2 separate regions of the Homo sapiens genome follow, and region 2 is linked to region 1. Evidence: chromatin loops called from intact Hi-C (ENCODE). Cell type or tissue: HepG2. All regions are shown on one strand. Each heading gives the region's core, and the rest is flanking DNA. Links, peaks and the distances in the headings are about the cores only. Region 1 overlaps FBN1 (fibrillin 1). Region 2 overlaps FBN1 (fibrillin 1).

Evidence for each region. A loop is a pair of places that touch in the nucleus more often than their neighbours do. Peaks named below come from ENCODE experiments on the same cell type or tissue, not always from the same donor. Only the 100,000 strongest peaks of a DNase experiment are listed, where the experiment ranks them.
Region 2: it touches region 1 in a loop (2.2-fold over the local background); 1 of 110 quality-filtered maps calls a loop at or near these places.

The regions. Positions count from the first base shown.
Region 1 is chr15:48,517,433-48,525,484 of GRCh38, reverse strand. FBN1 (fibrillin 1) reads left to right here. Exons shown (of 66, transcript NM_000138.5): 10 at 4,668-4,826. Among named protein-coding and RNA genes, the nearest start is that of FBN1, 120 kb to the left of the region's middle. RefSeq lists a silencer at 4,659-4,953. In HepG2, for the core only: a CTCF peak has its summit at 4,786 (motif pointing right); no DNase peak of the experiment used is centred there.
Region 2 is chr15:48,413,403-48,421,058 of GRCh38, reverse strand. It overlaps FBN1 (fibrillin 1), which reads left to right. Exons shown (of 66, transcript NM_000138.5): 63 at 253-372; 64 at 5,292-5,523. Among named protein-coding and RNA genes, the nearest start is that of DUT-AS1, 85 kb to the right of the region's middle. RefSeq lists an enhancer at 4,819-5,319. In HepG2, for the core only: no CTCF peak of the experiment used is centred there; a DNase peak (open chromatin) is centred at 5,848.

The DNA.
Region 1 (8,052 bases), core at 3,243-7,242:
AGGCATAGCAATTTCACTTTATCTGCTGTGAGTGTTAGACTTCCATGTCAGGTATCAATTAAATCAGGGGTTCTATTGTTTAAAAAATAGATTTGGCTGGGCGCAGTAGCTCACACCTCTAATCCCAGCACTTTGGGAGGCCGAGGCGGGCAGTTTGCTTCAGTCAGGTCAGGAGTTCAAGACCAGCCTGGCCAACATGGTGAAACCCTGTCTCTACTAAAAATACAAAAATTTGCCAGGCGTCGTGGCGGGTGCCTGTAATCCCAGCTACTCAGGAGGCTGAAGCAGGAGAATCACTGGAAGCCAGGACGTGGAGGTTCCAGTGAGCTGAGATCACGCCACTGCACTCCAGCCTGGGCGATAGAACGAGACTTCATCTGAAAAAAAAAAAAAATAGATTTGACAGCTGCTGGATTTAATAATTGTTAAGACTTCTTTAAAAGTGCAGTGTTCTAGATTAAAATTCAAGTTCCAAAGTGCACAGTCTGATATTTAAGGATTTTAAGAGAGCTTCAAACTACATGAGGATTAAGACATATTTACATATCAGATGGTTCACATTTTAAAAGTTACTTTCTTTTTATCAAATGTATCCATACTAACTTTTTACAAAGGAGGAATGGAAGGGAACTAAGATTCATGGATCACAGGGTATGAGGTGTTTTATGTAAATTATCTGACTTGATGTTCATTTCACAGCAGTATTGTAGATGGGAAGCAGCTGAGATTGAGAGAGGTTAGATAAATAATGGCCCAATAGTTTAAGTGGGTAGTGAGAGAGGGATCTGGGATTCCACCGTGACCTGAGTGCACAGCCCAGATTTCCCTCATTTTGCCTTCTACCCCTCAACTCTGGATGCAGTTCACTCTTTCTTGCCAGATCCCTAGGCAAGCCCCGTTTCTTCTTTGCAACTCTGTTGTGCCCATAATTAGACACTTGTCATACAAAATGATCCAAGTGACCTTTCTGCCTTCTGGTGCTCCTATTTCCCTCCATGGTAAGCAACAGAGACCCCCAAAATTATCCGTAGTGATGAGAAAATACAAATAGCCCCTGACAGTATAAACAAATCCAAGGCTTGTTCGTAAGACAGTTGTTTGGAATGAGTAGGTCTCACCAATAGAAAACCTCCTATGTAGATAGTGGTATGCAGTATCTTCCGTGCACATTTCTTCTAACCGTAAAATTCCAACTGTCACCTGCTGCCACCACATTCTGAGACTCTCAGACCTCCCAGCCCCGAGCTCCCTTTGTGTTCTAAGCTCTTTTAGTATTATTTTATTTCTTGTTCTGTGATCTTCCTGTGGCATTTGTAATATTGCCTGTAGGGTTGTCTTTTTATATTGTTGTGTTCTCTCTCTTCGACTCCTAGGAGTCATAAAGATGTCCTTTCCCTAGTTTGAGCCTCACAACTCCTAACTCCTGGTTGTACACAACCATGTTCGTGACAGGTTAGGAGAAGCCTGTTGACAGGCTAGACGACCTGCAAACGCCTATTTAATCCATAATATATTTGCTTTGATATAATGTGATTTCTGGGTCCTGAGAATAAGGGCCAAGTGATTCAAAAGGGGAGAAAAGAGTGAGATTTCCTCCTCCTCTTCGCCAGATGTCTTGGCCAGGGCAGATTTAAAATGGAAGGTGTTTGTGGTTCCTTCTGTGTCCCTTTATGTCCCCTTAGCTTGAGTCCTGAAGGTCTTCAAGTTATTCTACAGCCACCCCTTACCCTCTGTACAAAGTGACATACCACCACAACGGTTCCCCCCCCCCCCCAGCCACCCTTGGTGTGGCACTGCTGCCTAACGAAGTGAAAAACTTCAGGCTGCTGTGTCCTGGAGGTCATTTACTCCAAATGGTTTCCAATTTTCAGTTTTTTCTTCCTTTACTTATTAGCCTGTAGGTTTTCATTAAAATTATAAGTTATATAAATGTGTATTTTTAACAAAGGTGCTTCTTCAGCAAAAAAATAAATTAGAAAAATTATTATTATATGTGCAGGTGCCATCTGTAAATCAGGGACTGCCAGTAACCCAAACTTGATTTGTAATTTTTTTTACCCCCAACATTCACCATTTTGATCAAGAGTTTGTGATCCATTGATTTAACATATAAGTCAGCCAGATGGGCAATAACATGGTATCATAGTTGATTTGCAAAATAATAGACATTAGCCCATTAAGCTTTTGTCATTGGCAACTGTAGGCCCTAGTTTTGCTCTGAAAGATAGCCCATGCTGAAAATTATATGTACAAATTCCATAATTTGGTCAAGTGTTTACACTGGGTTTTGACCACCGAATTCATTTGAAGCTGGGATATAAGCCAGTTTTGAATATCTCTTCCCATTCTGAACAGTCTTTGGTTTCCATGCCCCAAATATTTACTAATTCCCAAGTATATAAAGTATTAGTGGTTTTAAGGCATTACAAATTAGAATGTAGGAAGTTCAATTTCTCTGCCCTCTTGACGGGGGAGGTACCACCTGAGGCTTCACAGAGAGCATACTTGTCTATACTCCCTCTCCAGCCGTTTATCCTGGACCAGGCTGGAATAAAACTTGTTCTGCCTCTTTGGTGAAACTATTAGTCTGACCAGAGGTACAGGAACTGGAACCACAAAAAAATTCTGGAAAGCACATTTATACTGGCTAGTGGTTTTAAGTACTTTTCGGAAATAATCTTGTATCCTTTAAAACTGACCCATAATTTTCTTTTATGGTTTGTCTAGGTTGGTTTTAGTCTTCTTCACTTGATGTTAATAATTTAAATGTTTCTAAATTAGCCTTGTTTTTATTTTATTTCATTTTATTAATTTATTGAAACCTCAAGACATGAGGGCTTTGTGTTCTTAAGAATGATGTAGATGATAACAATTACAGGTATGACCCTCTTTGAGAAAACTTGAAATTTAATATTCAGACTTACAGGAAACCCAGGGATGGATTTTTGGCTATGAAAGATCTTTGCTTTACAAAAGGATTTAACCCTTATATTCCTTTAAATCAGTGGTCCCCAACCTTTTTGGCACAAGGGACTAGTTTTGTGGAAGACAATTTTTCCATGGACTGGGAGAAGAGGATGGTTTCAGGATGATTCAAGTACATTACATTTATTGTGCACTTTATTATACACAATAAAGTGTATTATATTAAATTAATTAAATTAATACACAATATTAATTTATTATACACAATAAAGTGTATTAAATTAATTAATACAAGTTAATATTACATATTAAATTGTAATATGTAATGAAGTAATTATACAACTCACCATAATGTAGATCAATGGAAGCCCTGAGCTTGTTTTCCTGCAATTAGATGGTCCCATCTGAGGGTGATGGGAGACATTGGCAGATCATCAGGCATTAGATTCTCATTGGGAACACACAACCTAGAACCCTCGCATGCGCAGTTCACAATAGGGTTCACCATCCTATGAGAATCTAGTGCTGCCACTGATCTGACAGAGGCAGGGCTCAGGCAGTAATGCCAGCAATGGGGAGTGGCTATAAATACAGATGAAGCTTCACTCATTCACCTGCCGCTCACCCCCTGCTGTACAGCCCAGTTCCTAACACGCCACAGACCAGAACTGGGGATTGGGGCCCCTGGGGGTTAGAGACCCCTGCTTTAAATAACAAGCATATTGACGATATTATTTGCTTTTCAAAATTTAATTTTATATGATCTCTGTAGAGATATAGTTTACTTGAAGAGAGGTACACCCTCAGCACATGTCAGGCAGTAAAAGTGTTTTGCATTTTGCTTACCTGCCTTCACTGTTTCGTGGTAATATCTCAAAGGCATATGGAGAAGTTAGGTTTTCCTATGCCACAAACTCTTTCCGTAACCCAGAGCTGCGCTGCAGTGTGTCGGATGTCATGACAATTAGACATGATGTAACCCAATAAAAGTGATATAGAAATGCGTCTTACCATGTTGCTTTGAGAAGACACTTTCTGCCAAAAACAACAACAAAATCCTTCTAGAGCTATTGTATCCTATAGGACTAAGAACTTGGAATCAAGGGCCATTTTGAAGTTATAAATAACTAGTACCTTATAAAATCTGTTAGGGCCCTAAGACAAAAGGAAATCTTGATTAATAAGCATTGGATCTAAATGCAAAGTGACTCATTCTTCAAAAATAACAACAACAACAACAAAAACTTATGTCTGACTCTCACAGTTGCAGACTGGAAAATAAGAAAGATCTTTTAGAAATGTAGACTAAATGTTGTTTTAAAATAGATTTACATATTTTCCTAAAATGGCTCGAATTAAGCAGTTTGAAACCAGGGACAACCCAGTCTCTCTTCAGCATAGAGACATGTCTTTATAAATAATAAACTGTCACTGCTAGTGATTTTCTTAGTCTCTCTTTTCCTATGGCACACATGGTTTTAATCACTCGTTCCCACCTTGGGTATGGAATGTGGGACTTCAGCCAAGTGCACTAGCACACAGGGGCAAAAGGTGTGAGACCAGGGATTTCTGACTGAGCACTGTTCCTGTGCAGCGCTCGCAGCTTCCCTTCCGGGGGGCAGAGGTGTGAGTTAATCCTGCCGTAGCCCCAGTGTGAAGTATGGAGCTGCTCGGGCAGGGGAGTGTTGTTACAAGTATTATCTCAGCGATGTGTGTGTGTGTATGTGTTTCTTTGTCCTCAGATGTTCGCCCAGGATACTGTTACACAGCTCTGACAAACGGGCGCTGCTCTAACCAGCTGCCACAGTCCATAACCAAAATGCAGTGCTGCTGTGATGCCGGCCGATGCTGGTCTCCAGGGGTCACTGTCGCCCCTGAGATGTGTCCCATCAGAGCAACCGGTAAGAGCCCTTCCAGTTATCTGCAGAATATCCCATCCCAGCCCTCACAAGCCCAGTGGCAATGTGCATGATGCAGATGTAATGGAAACTTGGGTAAATGAGTAGTCTCCAGGAAATATAAGAGATGACGTCCAGGGAAATTTCCCTAGAAAATGCACAGGAAAAAAAAAGGGGTCTGTACAAAGAGTACTGTTTTCAGGTACTGCTTTTTACTTAGCTGGCTTATTACTACTAAACAGAAACCTTTTGGGGAAGTACTTATTCTCATTTTAGTACTTAATGGCTCTCATGGAGTACTCAAAAGCTCAGTAGAGTAAAACTCAGCTTTCAGAATTTTTCAGGTAAGTTGTTCAGGAGACACATTTCCTTTTTCCTAACATTGGACTCTTTCCTTCCTGCTAAGTCCTGCTTGTTTTTTTTTTCCTTCACAGTATCTCTTTTATCTGTCCATTTTTTTGTTTCTATTAGAAGCGTATTTTCTCTAGTCTGGACTGTTCCAGTAGTCTCCTAACTAGTCTCTGAAATCCACCATTGCCATGTACCTTTCCCAAAGTATGAGTCAGTGAAGTTCAGTTTAAAAAATTGTGTCTAGGGGAGAAAAAGGAGACACCTTTTGACTAATTGAGCCTATTTCAAAACACCATGTTGTACACAATGAATGCATACAATTTTTATTCATTAGTTTAAAAATACATAACTAAACAAATACATAAATACAGCACACTTTCGTTAGTCGAGAAAGATGTCCAAAAATATTTCCCCAGGATGAACTCAGGCAATATTTAGTGGCCAATTCACTCCATTTCTTGCAAAGAACATTTGCTACTTAGCACAGTATTTAGAGTCCCAAATCTAATCCCAGTTCATCTTTTTAATTCTTGTTCTTTATAGTAGTTTAAATTATATGATTGAGTTTTCATTGCACCCAATCCGAGCATTTCTGAATTCAAGTTGGCTTTTTTTTCTAAAACTTCTTGCCAGTTCAGGCTCTTTCTCCCTACTCCTGCCATCCTTGCCTGTTATATATCCTCTTTTCTTGTTAAGGATCTGCTCAAACATGACCTAATCCATGAATATCCCGAGGTACCTGCAGCTGGAAGTGCTCCCTTCTTCCTTGTGCTCCTGTGGTTCTGGCTGGTACTATCACTATGGCATGAGTGCCATATGTGTGTTCACATCTTGCTCTTTTACTGGTTGATCAATCTCATTAGGAAATCTCATTCATTATTGTAGTCTCATATTTCTCATGCTTTTTACACTTCCATAGTATTTAGCAAAATCTTGCTTATAGGAGGCATTCAAATACAGAGAGCAACTTATTAGGCAACATCTTTCCCACCAATTGAGCATATTTCAAAACATCACGTTGTGCACAATGAATATATACAATTTTTACTTGTCAATTAAAATACTAATACATAAATAAACAAATACATAGATGAAGTTTACCTTCCTGAGTCCAGTAGGGGACCATTTAGTAGATCACTGTTTAGAAGCACATGACTTCCTACTAAGACATGGCTTAGGTACCAGGAGAATGGCTTTTAAAATGCATATGTTAACTTAGGAATCAGCAGCTTTGATGTGGATTCCTTCCTGTGTTGAGGCTTTGAATAGAGAAGAGGACTAGAGCAGGTTTAGGTGCCTGCAGGAAGACCTACTTTGGGACAGTTGGAGCAGAAGACCAGGTTCCTGTGTGTGGCTTTACAGGGAGCTGTCCTCCCAGGTATACCACTGAGAGATGCACAGCCCTCAGAGGCCTTGGGCAAAACAGATTTATAGAGCAAAATAACTTGCAGGTAGGTTTTTGTTTGTCCAAATGTTCCAGTACTGGTGCTACAGAGATCTGGGCTCTTACAGAGAGTGATGCAGGAAGGATTTTAGATTGGCCAGCTTTTCACTCTTTAAAAAATAAATCAGCATCATCTTGGGTTAAGTGGAGATAGGAAAGATGGACATCAGCTTAACAAAATTAGCCCCACGTTGCTGATCCTGAATGTAAAGGGGCAATGAGAAGATTACTAAATCTGTAAAAAATAGGAAGAAATATCAGATTCAGTCTGATACAGTTTCCTAGAGAGGTTAAGATGAATTTAATGGCATTCTTAAAGTAAAATACCCACCTAATTAGCAGAAATGCTGATAAGCTATTAAATTTCTTTTATATAAATTCAAAAAGTCTTAAAAAGAAAGGCCGAATTGGTACCTACAAATGCTTGGAAGCAAAGTGAGTTCCTTAATGTAACTGTCATTTAATAAAATTAACACATAGTTAATGAATTCCTGTTATGTGCAATTTGCAGGGCAAGGCTGAGAGTGGGAACTAGTCATGAGTTAGAGATGATCCCTGACTTCACAGACTACACAGTCTTAGTGGTGGGAATTTGGTGAGAGCAGGTTCCCAGGGAATGGTGGATATGGCACGTACAGATGATAAATCTATAGGAAGAATCACTGTTGGTTGACAAACAGGATTGAGACATCTTGAGTCAGGGAAGCATGAACAACATAGAATTCCTTTACAAATACATTCAAGTACGTCAGTATCTCTGTAATTTGAAATTCCAGTGAAATCGTAATTAAAATGCTGTAAGAGAATTATCTGAAAACATAAACTTGACCTGAGATGGAAATGTCAAATATGAATGAAGAAATTTTAGAAATGGACCAGAAAGTACCAACAGTACTTTCCTATTTAACCTCATGTAAATTGGCAGAATGTCCCGTGAGGTTGAAATATGAATGCATTTCAGTAAGACCTATTACTGTCTGAAAATAAGTTAAATTTTAGTCTGTAAGGAAAAGAAAAATATTAGTCTAATTTCTATTAATGGCTGAAACTAGCATAGAAGGTATCCATGAGAAAATCACTGTACAACTGTGAAAATAAAATTACCAAAATCCTAGCAAAAGAGGAAAAAAATGAAATTTAAAAGTCACATAGGTTACTTATAGAAGGGAACTATGAAAAAACATGGCTATTTGTAGGCAACATGAAAATAAATAAAATAAATACATCCTTGGAAACCTGGATACTGCTTAAAAACACCTTTTTGGAAGCCCAGAACAAATGTGTGGAAACCTAAAGATGATTTATTTGATAAAGACCTGACACTGTGAAAAATAGTAATCATCCTAAAAATGTAGAATCATAGGGAAGCAGATGATGAAGTCAGGATGTCCTCATTCAGAGGGTCACTATGCAGCATTCATACCCGACCCACAC
Region 2 (7,656 bases), core at 3,630-7,629, 100 kb after region 1:
TTACAGAGCTGTCCCAGAGAGTGCTTTGGGCTTTGCACTAATTTCCTGACAATTTTTATTTGTAGACTTTGCCAGGGCTCTCTGAATGATTTTCTCCTTGGACTTAGCAGCAGTTCCAGAAGAGAGATTCTTGAAGTTTTTGGTGGTAGAATAATGTGTAGGATGTGTAGGGGCCAGATTTCTTATTAGAATCCATCTGGCTTCAGAGAGAGATGTTGAGTTGGCATCATGGTGGCTCTGCTTCTTTTTCAGACGTGGACGAGTGTGAGGGTAACCACCGCTGCCAGCATGGCTGCCAGAACATCATTGGGGGCTACAGGTGCAGCTGCCCCCAGGGCTACCTCCAGCACTACCAGTGGAACCAGTGTGTTGGCAAGTAACTTTTCCTCACTCTCAAGATGCATGGCTATCAGGTCCTATGAAGCAAAACACTGCTTGCTTTCTGAAGCTGTAAATGTGTTATTGAAGCAACAAATACTCATTTAAAATTGCCCTAACCTGGTTGAAACCCGAGGTAAGTAACAGTCTTTGCAAAACAGCAAACTAAGAAAAAAAATTATAATTGAGGGTGCTTTGAGAGCATCTGAAATGAAATGCCCCCAGAATTTCTTGAAGCGCAATATCCTCCACCCTCCCGCTGCACTGCTAGTCATCAGCCCACACTTGAGTTATGTTCATATCAGGGGTCAAAAAATCTTACTTATGACTGAAAAATATCAGCCAGCCAAAGGCTATTTTGAGTGGCTTTTGGCCTGAAGATGCCAAAGTAGTTCTGTTCAGCTCTACACATTTTGAGACAGAGCGCAAGCAGGAAACACAGCAAGGTTGTGTTTTTTTGTGTGTTTTGTTTTGTTTTGTTTTGTTTTTCAAGATTGCTAAATTCTTTTGATAATTAAGGGAGATCTACTGACTCTCTCATTAAATTGAAATGATGTCATCTTTGATTCTACAATGTCATGGGAAAATAACTCTTAATGCACATCAGAGAATCAAAACATTGTGAGTTTGGAGGGATACCAGAAGCCACTTAGCTCAGGCACTTTGTTTTACAGATAAGGACCTAGAAGTCCAGAAAGGGACGGTAATATTTCCTTGCCCAGTTCTTTTGTGACATGCTTGGAACTAGAACCCACAACTCTTAACTTTCTGATGTAGAGCTGCCTTTCAAGTGTCACATTCACTTGTTTATGTTCATTCAGCAAGCGTCTGTGAAGTGCCACTGCAAGCTTGGTGCTTTGGTAACCTGTTCTAGTTGCCACATTATTCTGTACAGAGCCCTCCTTAGCAAAAACTCAAAGAATTACTGCTTCCCGGGTGCAGGCTCTGCATTGCAGGGGTTCACTTTCATGCAGATGAAGACATATTTGGTGTGTTTTCATTTATCAAAATCATCTCTGTCATCTAGTTTGATTCTACACAAGACAGTTTTGCAGTGGCATGTAGGGTTGACTGAAGTGACCCCTGTGCTATAGGAGTTTCGACTGCGTGAGTCTCTGGCTAGCTATCTGGTTTTAATAAAAATGTCTTTGTTCATTAGCAGCTCAGGGAGGTCTTTGATTTTAATCACCAGTTTCTGACATTGTTCACAGAACTTCCAGAGTGAACTTTGTTGATTCAACACCCAGTTTATGAGCCTGTCTGTTCTCATTATTTAGGTCATTTTAATAACACTGGAGCTAAGTGAAAAAAACATAAGAGAGGAAAGGTATGTCGCTCCTGTACCTTATCCTCCTCCTCCTACCATCAGTCTGAGGATGGTAGAGGCGACCAGGCCATGCACTAGTGTCCTGGAGATTCTGCTCTGGTCTCGTGAAGATCATCTCCTGGCTGGACACTCTAAAAAAACAAGTTGATTTAGAAGTCAGAAGAAGTTTGGGGTTCTTAATGTCTCCAAATGCCAAATTGCTCTCATCAATCTTGAGAATTAGAGTTATCTAGAATGAGCATTGCCGTGGGCTAAAATAGCTTCCCCAGAACCACAAGAAACAGAGCAGATCTCTTAGACCAGCCCTCCCTGGATCCTCACTCCCAGGTGGCTGGAAGTTCACTCTTTGGGGTAAGAGGGCCACTAATTTCATTGCTTTCTAGAAGTAAATTTCAAAAAATTCAGCTTGCAGATAGATAGAGTTGACCCATTTTCCCCTAGAGAAAATGAGTAAAAGAAAGCCCATCCTGCATTTGTGAAGTTTCCTATCGGTACTCCCTTAAGGCCACAGCTAACATGAACAGTGCAAGCTGGATGCTGAAACCTTTGATTTTAGAGGACAGAGTGGTGGGTTTCAATCCACTTTTAAGGAGTAGTTTTCAGACTTTAATGCTATTTTGGTAAAATTCGAATTGTCTCTTTTTATAAAACAAACAAAACCCTCACCAATCTAAGTACCAACTGGAAGAATAAAACAAATATTTTGGAGTGTAAAAAAATTCCTTGTGGAGTCATTTGCTCCAGAGTGCAGAGGATGAAAAAGGTCAGGAAAAGTGCAAAACATGTTAACCAAATCGTGGTGTTTGTATATTGATAAAAAGGGCGAGTGCACAAACATGCTGTTTTCAAACTGTAAACACTGAATATTTGCCAATTTCTTATTTTAATCTGTGCTCTACTCCATCCTACCTCTCCAACCTAGATAAGCAAGTTTAATTTAAACTTTATTAAATTCTCAGGGAAGGGAGAAAATGTAAAATAAAATTTAAAAGAATGTGAAAGGAGAGGGGGAGAACTCTTGATAGTTGTAGTAACACAGATAGATGCTCAAAGTTAAAAAGAACCTTAGAGATCTAGCCTTCTCTCTTTCCTAATATATAAATCCTTCTCTAACTTCCTTGCTTATCCCAGTTTGGCTTAAATACCACCTTGAAGGGTGCCCACTTTCTCCCAAGATAGCCCAATCTATGTATAGACAGCTTTTAATACTTAGAAATGTCTTTTTTTGCTATAAAAAAAATCATTTCTCCTCCCTCTAATTTCTCACCATTGGTCCTACTTCTGCTCTTTGGAGGAAAAAACACAGAATAAATCTAAGCTATAGAATGACAAGTCTTCCCCCTCATATACCCACGCCTTGCAGGTTTTATTAGTCAGGGTCCCAGCAAGAAGCAGATGGCTGAGGCCAACCAAAAGTGAGGGACAGGGGAGCAGAGCTTGCTCATGCTCCATAGATCAGCCACCTGGGGCCAAGAGCAAGTGGAGAGGATGGAGGATGGACGTGGAGGAGCAAGAAGACATCAGCCCAGGGGTGTTCTCTCCAATGAAGTAAATATGCTTCGTTCTTCATTCTTTGTTTGACATGGAGCTTGGTGCCAGTGGTTTCTGTTGCTCTCTATTGCACACTTCGTCCTCAATTTAAAATAAGGAGAAAGAACACAGATAACGTGTTGAGCACAGAAAGAGAAAGGGAAGAATGAGAAAGATAAAATTATTATTTATATTTTAAGAGCCCTGGAGCCTAAGTGACCTTGGGTGAAGACTTGAAGGTCTTTGGATACAAAAGATTTTCAGACAGGCAGTTAAGATCAAAGACCTGTAGCTGAAGGGAAGGAGGGAAAGAGAGAAGGAAGGAGGGGAGGAGAGAAGGAAGGAAGGAAGGAAAGGAAGGAAGGAAGGAAGGAAAGGAGGGAGGGGAGGGGAGGGGGGAAGGAAGGAAGGAAGAAAGGGAAGGAGAGAAGGAAAGAAGGTAGGAGGGAAGGAGACATGGAAGGAGGGAAGGCAGGCAGGCAGGCAGGTAGGAAATGTGAATATATACTAAGTATATACAAGTGAGCATCCTTCCCCACCACTTTTATCCACCTGTTTTCTAATTTAAAAAAAAAGAAAAAATAGATTTGTTGAGAAACATTATTTTTCTTTATAAATGAATGTGCCTTAGCAAAGAAGGTAAACTAATTACAGGAGAAAGGAAGCACCAGCTTAAATGTGGAGCGTCTCTTGAGAGGCACTGTGGTATAAAGGAAAGCGCATGGATGGCCTTTGCAGTCCAACAGACCTGGCTGTGAATTTCTGCCCTGCTGCTGCTGGCTGTGAGATCTTGGAAGAGCTTTCTGAGCCTCACTTTCTTCAGCTGTAAAACAGAGAATATAATACCTCTTTCTCAGGATTGTTAGGAAAGCTAAGGAAATGGTCAATACCTGTATCCTATCTATCATAAAATAGGTATCTAATAAACATTCATTCCCTTCCCCTTCCTCTCTTCCATAGGAAGTGGTTATTCGCTAAGTGAAGAGAAGGCCAATCTATCTACATTCAAATGAACGTATGCCTGAAAATGGACTATGGCAGTTAAGAAATGTCTTACCAGCAACTTTCCAACCTGCCCTGCAAAGGCAGATCTACAAAAATATATTAGAGACTTCCAAAAATTATAAATCAGAAATAATGAGAAACTCATGGTTTTCCCCCTTCTAGCTGATTTTTTTAAAGTAAGATTTCTTTTTCCTGCTTCTTAGCATCAGACTTGGCAGGTCCCTGTGGGTAGCCAGCCCTGCAGCTTCTGTCTCACTTGTGGGTTTTCCCCAATTACTGCTTGTGAAGTCTGCACCAAATCTCTTCCAGCCACACTTAGTTTTAGACAGGGCTCAGACACTCTGGGCAGGAGGCTGGTTTGAATAAGGAGGGGGCCGATTCGGTGATGGGAGCAGACATACCAGAAGGCATTATTCATCTCCCAGAACAGGTACCTGGGGGCTTTTGCAGAATTTTGAAAAGGAAGTCCAAGTGGGGCAGACACGTGGGGCAGACACTTGGGGCAGGATATCAGCCTTTGCCAGATCAGCATATCCTGAAATAGGCTGACAGGGAAAGCAGCCTGCGGGAAAATGGTTGGTCTCTGCTTTTGAGAGATTTGTCTCCTCGCTGGGCACTTGTGAAGCAAGTACGCAGAGAACTGCAAGATTCCTTTCCTCCCCCCTTGAACCCTAAATCTTAGCTACGGACCAGCCCCATGTTGGTTCATGACCGGATGTTTACATGGAGCAGAAGATACCAGTGTTGACTTCTGATGAGAACTGGAGTCTGCTGGTCCTCAGAATGCCATCCTCTAATGCCCTCTGCCTGGTGCATTTGACTTCATCTTCCATGTTTCATCTTCCATGTTTACTCACAACATAGCAAGAAGCCACATCCATGCCCGCATCTTTCTCTGCTGTTGCTCTCCCCACCCAGCCACCTCTGCCTGTCTTACCTTCCTGAGAGCCTAGCTGAGGGCCAGCTGGCCGGCAGCAAGTGGCCAGATCCAATGTCCTCAATAGAAATCTCTGGCTGCTGCCACACATGCCGCTTCTTATTTTGCCTGCAGATGAAAACGAATGCCTCAGCGCTCACATCTGCGGAGGAGCCTCCTGTCACAACACCCTGGGGAGCTACAAGTGCATGTGTCCCGCCGGCTTCCAGTATGAACAGTTCAGTGGAGGATGCCAAGACATCAATGAATGTGGCTCTGCGCAGGCCCCCTGCAGCTATGGCTGTTCCAATACCGAGGGCGGTTACCTGTGTGGCTGTCCACCTGGTTACTTCCGCATAGGCCAAGGGTAAGCAGTGCTCTTCCTGGTCATGGTTGGAGATTCTTTCATTCGTAATATAATTAAGTATACTGAACTCAAAATTACCTGTCCTAGCAGAGGAGAACCATGCTTTTTGTAATCCTAAAATTAATTCCAGTTAGCTTGGCAAAAGTTTTAGGTTATTTTATTTGGAAGGAAGCATCTGGATTTCTGGAAACGTCAAACAAAGTAATGAAACTACATTGTAAATATCTCGCTATATGACTTCTCTATCTTATTCTCTTGATCTTCACATCTTGTTGGGAAGTGATTCATCTCTCTGTAAATACACCTCTCTGCCAACCCATGACAGAACTGGGCTCACCCTGCACACGACTGATCCACTCTTCTCCTGGGGCAGGGAGGATTCTATCTGGACTTAAAATGCCTTTGTATCTAGCTCCTGTTAGAATAAGTCAAAGACATCCCTTTGGGTTGAAAATTATTTAGGGTTTTAAATTATATTTTACATTTCAGACTTGAATTTACATTAAATTTTACCAAAGGTGCATTGAAACACTTACTGTATTTTCCTGGTTAAAAAAAGAAAAACAAAAAAAACACTTCACCAAATTATAGGTGTGTCTGTGTGAGAGTTGGGGCAGGGAAGGCCTTTTTTTTTTTTTTTTAGACGGAGTCTTGCTCTGTCGCCCAGGCTGGAGTGCAGTGGTGCAATCTCAGCTCACTGCAAGCTCTGCCTCCCGGGTTCACGCGATTCTCCTGCCTCAGCCTCTGGAGTAGCTGGGACTACAGGTGCCCGCCACCACGCCCGGCTAATTTTTTGTATTTTTAATAGAAACGGGGTTTCACCGTGTTAGCCAGGATGGTCTCGATCTCCGGACCTCGTGATCTGCCCGTCTTGACCTCCCAAAGTGCTGAGATTACAGGCGAGAGCCACTGTACCCGGCCGGGAAGGCCTATTTTTATTTTACCCAGTGATTTAAAAGTTTAGTGTTAAGTTTTCAAAGTTTGGATCTTTTTTCCTGCTGAATTAATCTGGACTCGGGTGTCCACCTAGTTTTAGCTATCCTGAGAGGAAGTGCACATTTTAACTTTTTAATTAGGAACACATAGACATTAAATATATATATACATTATGTACTCCTCCACATGCGTGTACACACACACCCCCACACACATCCACACTTATACCAAATTATTAATGTAGCAGTCTTTGATTTCTTGACATACAAACATCAAGTGATTCATTTTGGATCTGGGTAGGTAGAAGAATGTTTCGTGGGAAGCACACAGAATGCCAGCAATCAGACACAAATTCCCAGATGTTTGTGTCTGGCTCTCAGTAGACTCATTCTTTATAGTTTAATGCCAGAACCATTTCTTCCCAGCAAAAATTGTGACACTCTAAACTGGCTTTTGGCCAGTGGGATTTTGTAGTCACACTTCTTATAAGTGGTGCTCCCGGGATATGAAAATACTGGAAAGGAGTTCTGAGAAAGGAACCAAAGCCTGCAAATTTGCAGTTTACCTCCTAATAATTTAATCATTGTGTGAATGTATACGCATGCGCACACACCCACAGGATGAGCATTTATCACTTCATCCATTGTATTGTTTCTACATATTTCATGTTGCAAGATAAAGAGGAAAGGAAATGTATTGGACTCTGGCAAGATTGGGGGAAACAGTAGGAACCTATAAACTGCTTTGAAATACAACAGATATTCTGTTCATTGGCAACATATTTTGAATCCTAAGGGTATATAGGAAAATTAGTTCTAAAGAGCAGATCAGCTATTACAGAAAAACAGATAAATAATTTTTGGTCTATATTATGACCCATTGTTAGAAATCTACCCATTTAAAACAGTTTTGGCCTCTCCGAATCACTAGAATGGACTCTGCCCCCAAATAAAGATTCTTTTAAGGACCATTCAAATGTTTCAACACATTTGGAAAGAGGAGCTTGATAAATACACATTCCAAGTGGCCTCTGAAATAGTAAGCAGAATAACAAAACAAGGTACTTGTGAAACATTCGAGCCTCCCTCCGTAACTTGGCTTTGATAACTGAAAGGCAAAGAAAAACAGCTGAACGAGTTCTCTCTTGGGCATGGGTTTGTTTATCCATCTTCACATGAGTCGGAGCCAGTGGCCCTA